Regions from separate parts of the Mus musculus genome. Here region 2 is linked to region 1. The links are chromatin loops, found by intact Hi-C in ENCODE. Cell type or tissue: left cerebral cortex. All regions are shown on one strand.

Evidence for each region. A loop is a pair of places that touch in the nucleus more often than their neighbours do. Peaks named below come from ENCODE experiments on the same cell type or tissue, not always from the same donor. Only the 100,000 strongest peaks of a DNase experiment are listed, where the experiment ranks them.
Region 2: it touches region 1 in a loop (9-fold over the local background); 30 of 42 quality-filtered maps call a loop at or near these places.

Annotation. Positions count from the first base shown.
Region 1 is chr11:5,472,866-5,475,365 of GRCm38, forward strand. No RefSeq gene overlaps it. Among named protein-coding and RNA genes, the nearest start is that of Gm11963, 12 kb to the right of the region's middle. In left cerebral cortex, a CTCF peak has its summit at 1,498 (motif pointing left); a DNase peak (open chromatin) is centred at 1,496.
Region 2 is chr11:5,289,451-5,291,950 of GRCm38, forward strand. It overlaps Znrf3 (zinc and ring finger 3), which reads right to left. Exons shown (of 9, transcript NM_001080924.2): 3 at 213-287. Among named protein-coding and RNA genes, the nearest start is that of Kremen1, 29 kb to the left of the region's middle. In left cerebral cortex, a CTCF peak has its summit at 1,430 (motif pointing right); DNase peaks (open chromatin) are centred at 524, 952 and 1,438; H3K27ac peaks cover 258 bases.

The DNA of each region.
Region 1 (2,500 bases):
GCTATTTTGGAATGTGATTATTTTGTGGTTCTAGTTAGCTGGGCTGAAGAATCAACTGATATTAACAAGATACCAGAACTAGTAAAGTGAAAACTTGGCATTACTGAGACTATTGATGCTGGTTATCTGGACCTAAGAAATTAACAGTGATTAAGAAGAGACCAGTATCATTGAGGTGAAATCTTCTGGGAAGGGTTCTCTGAGAGCACAGAGGCTGTGTTCCAGAGATAGCCAAGGTTTTACTTCGTGCTGCAGCAGGACTTGGTAATGTGTAAGAGTCACCCAGGTGGTACTGGTTTTGAAGGTATGAAGGGGTCACGCAGAGCAGCTGAGGCTCGGCATTGTGAGAGGTCATGGAAGAACATTGGTGAAGGTGCAGCCTCAGTTGCAATTGATGGCCCAGGACTGAAGGAGTCATGCAAAGGAGTTGAGGCTTGGCATCATGAAGAGAGCCTGTTACAGTTGAAGATAGCAGTGTTTTGGAGATGCCAGTACCACGAGATGACTACCAAGAACAGCAGCAGCAGTGGAGTACAGGCAGCTGGAGCCTAGAAGACAATATGTGTGCTACAAAGGGCATGGCTGGAGACGTGACCCAAGCCCTTGGAGGAACCCAGAAGATTGTGAGTTGGATCCCAGACATTGGACATTTGGAGTTTAATTTTTGCTTTTGATTGTGACTGTGCCCTGATATTTTTTCCCTCTGAAAGGAAGAAACTATTTTAGTGGATCCCACAGTTAAGAGACTTTTAATTGTAAAAAGACTTTGGATTTTAAAAGATATTGGATATTTTAAAGGGATTGAACTTTTAATATGCAAAGACTGTGGGACTTTAAAGTTATTTAAGATCTTGGGGATGAATAAGACATTAAGGGTTTAGGCTTACTAGTGATGTGTTTGTGTGTCAAGTTGACAAGGGGTCAATTGTACTGGCTAGTTTTGTGTCAACTTGACACAGGCTGGAGTTATCACAGAGAAAGGAGCTTCAGTTGGGGAAATGCCTCCATAAGATCCAGCTGTGGGGCATTTTCTCAATTAGTGATCAAGGGGGAAAGGCCCCTTGTGGGTGGTACCATTTCTGGGCTGGTAGCCTTGGGTTCTATAAGAAAGCAAGCTGAGCAAGCCTGCTTGAGTTCCAGTCCTGACTTCCTTGGTGATGAACAGCAATGTGGAAGTGTAAGCTGAATAAACCCTTTCCTCCCCAACTGCTTCTTGGTCATGATATTTGTGCAAGAATAGAAACCCGGACTAAGACACCACCTCTCCAGCCATATTTATAATCCATGTCATTCAAAAGCAACAGATCCAAGATTTCACAGGTGAGGCAGTGCTGTACTCTTTGATGGGCCGTTGTGTCTCCATCCTGGTAGGAAGCCTGACTTTATGAGCTGAAGTTTCAGAAGCAGCCAGGGAATCCAGAGAGTTATACTTGTTTTACATAAGCAGGAACGAGGTTACCAAATGTGTTCCAATGTGTTGGTTATACTGCCCCCCGGTGTTCGAATAAAGAACAGCATGTGATACCATTTTCCAGTGTCCAAATTGGCTTCTGAGCCAACTGTATGGCAGTGGAGAAGGGCTGGATTCCTAGGGAGAAGGGGAGCCACCAGAGCAGAGGCAGCATGGTAGGGAAGTTCTAACCTCTTATACTTTTAGTTCCGAGATGCTCGCCGCCGTGGAGAGAAAAGAGAAGAAACTACACTGCCCTCTGGCTTGGGAGAGGGAGGATTTCATGAGACTGTCTTGAGCTTTCTATGTGACTTCAAATTTAACACATGACCAAGGATGACTAAACTCCTGATTCTCCTGCCTCTGCCTCCCAAGTGCTGAGAGGATGGTACGTACCCCTGCACCCCACTTTCCTGAAGAGAAACAGCGAGTAGTTCAAGAACTCTAAAACACTCACCAAAGGCACATCGAGGCCTGAATACCCATGTCCTCTGAAATCCACCTTTGAGGCTCAAACCCCACAAAGTGGCTACATTTAGAGATGGGCTATAAAGAAGTAATTTAGATAATTAAGTCGTAAGAGGATGACCTGCTCTAATAGGATTCCATTCATTTAAAAAACAGACGCCAAGGGGCTGGCAAGATGGCTCAGTGGGTGAGAGCACTGACTGCTCTTTGGAAAGTCCTGAGTTCAAATTCCAGCAACCACATGGTGGCTCACAACCACCCATAATGAGATCTGACGCCTTCTTCTGGCGAATCTGAAGTCAGCTACAGTGTACTTATGTATAATAATTAATAAATCTTAAAAAAAAAACAGATGCCAAGCCAAGGAGTTGGCACACACTAATAATCCTAGCACCCAGGACCAGGAGGACCAAGGCTAACCTGATTTCCAGAGGGAGAATCTGGCCCATAAGACATGGGTTGCATTTACTGTTGAACTTAGCCTATGCCAAAGCAAGCAGAAGCGGAGACCCCTGGAAACTCGGGGTTGCTCCTCATTGTCCATCCTCACTGTGAGAGCAAGGAGGCCATGTGATCAAACCG
Region 2 (2,500 bases), 180 kb before region 1:
CTCTGAAAATGTCCCTCATGCCTAACCCTCCACCCACAACTCCTTTCCATATGCCTCTCTCAGGTATCATACCTGATACTCAAACACAGACAGAGTACTTCAGCAGACAAGTACAAGGATCTTAGACAAGGGTGTCAAAACACTGCCACTCAAGATGGCCAAAGCAAATGCCTCTTCGGCAGATGGTAGGACTGGCTGTAGTGGTGGTTTACCTGGTCGATGGCTTCTGGATTTTCAGATACATCAAAGATAACTGCAGTAGCTCCCCGCTGAACTGCTCTCTTGGCCTGGTGGAGTGAAAAAGAGCAGGTTAGCAACTCTGTCCTCTGACTGCCAACACTGGCCTTATAAATCAGGCATGGCTTCAGAATGCACAACGGGACAACAAGCAATGTCTGTGCCCCTGAGCAAGTTGATCCTCTTCCCTAAGCTCTGGCATTCTCATCTGCAAAACAGGAGACAATGCCACCTACTTTGTCCTCTCTTCCTAAGAGCCTGAAGACTTAGAATGGGTGGGAATGAGTCACTGGCTCCTGCAGAAGCCTGTCTCTCCCCGACCCCCGATCTAGCTGGAACATTAAAAACAAGACTATAGATGGGCAGCCTGCCCAGCCAGCACAGCGGTATTGGTTTGGTATTTCTGCTATAAACATGCTGCCCCTGGCAACCAGAGTAAATGCTTTTGGTTTGTCTCTTGTGGTCCTTTCTTCCTTCCCATGCCATCCAGTTAAGATAGCATGTTGACTATTTCTGAATGAATCTCAAGATGGTCACTTTTAACTTGTGACACAAGATGAAGACCTCTGGAGTCTGGGGGGGGGGGAGTTATAATAAACAATAAGTGGGGATTTAGAGCAGTTGGCTGCCAAGCTAGGCTGCACATCAAAAACCACTTGGGAAGTTTGTAAAGCAGATTTCCTGGCTCCAACCACAGAGACTGGTTCAGTGGGGCTGGAGGCAGGCCCAGGAAGCTGAGTTCTGTAAGCTCTCAGGGACTCAGATAATCCTACCAGCTGGAAAACTAGAGGTCAGAGGAACAAGACAAGAAGGCTTAGAAACAAATGAGAAGTGATAGAATTTTTTTGTTGTTGGGGCAGGGAGGGAGAAAAGATTCCTTTCTACCTCAATGAACTTTCTAATTTTATCTCCAGCTAAGTGAACAACAGAGTTGAGGCTTCAGAAGAGACACGAGATTGATCCTTGCTTTTAGGACTTGAACTCTTGTAACAGAGACAGCCACTCTAAAAAAAATACAGGGAAAACAAAGCAAATTCCCAAAACAGCTAACGGATGGGCAATTTCAGCCAGTGCTCAGAAGTCACATCACCATGGGCCCAAGAGTATGAGAATAAATCCAAATGCTTTCCACAGAAATAACCTGTGCTGACAGGTGCACAAACCCAACGGGCAAATACTTTACTGGACCACTAGAGGGCAGTGTCACCCCGTTGCTTTTTAAGCCAATTCCCTGAACTTAGGACCAGCAAGTCAAAATTCGGTGATATTGGGGATAAAGTATTTTCCTTGGTAGTTTAAGAAACCCTGGAATCCTGGGTACGGTGCTATAGAATTTGTCCTTGCCCTATGGGCAGCTTCCTTAAAAACTAACTGAGGCTGAACAATCAGAAAGTTGCCTGAGGACCACCTCATTGTTTTACAGTCAGTGATCCCAAGTGACCAGTGAGGTTCAGTGTCTCTTTTTCTTCTAGATAGCGCGGGCTGTGTGTGTGTGGGGGGGTCAAGCCCAGGCTTTGTTTATGCCAAGCAAGTGCTCTATCACTGCATCGTACATAAGTCACTGAATCTCTGTAGTCCCAACCTCAGAACAGCCATGGCCCTGCAGAAGCCTAGGTGGCAAGTTTGTTCTCTTCCATTAAGCTCCCTAGGGCAGTAGCTCAGAGACTTTCTGAGCAGGTACTAGTGTTTCTGCCCCAGTGGTACCCTAGGCTTCTTCACAAATTCCATTCCTAGAGGACGAAATAAAGAGAGCCTCTGATGTTTTTAACCTTGCTTTCAGCCAGGGCTCCAGCATATCAGAGAGTCCCTGTGGGAGTGTGAGTTCAGGGATGTCCTGACTGGGAGTGCTTGTTCCTCCAGCTTTGATGCTGGTGCACCTGGAGAGGTTGGCAGTGACTGCAGCACCTGGGTAGGGAATGCCTTCCTGGAATGTGCCTCAGGGAAACTCACAGCCAGAGGGCCTCCTGGGCTTCCCAGCATTTCTTGTTCCATAGGAACATGGATGTTCATTCGTTCCAGAGGCACGGTCCATTCAGGACAGACACCACAGAGCTGGGGGTGAGCCCTGGGCCTCATCCATGCCAGGTATGTGCTCTACACTGGGCTCCACTTGCAGCCTTACAGAAGATGCTTTAAAGCATACTTGCTTTCTTTGGTGAGGCAGGCAGGTAGAGAATAAACTGCTTGAATTCCATCTACAGCACAATTCACTAATGCACGGACTCTAAGGGCAAATATTGTGGCTGAGGGATGCTTAATTTTC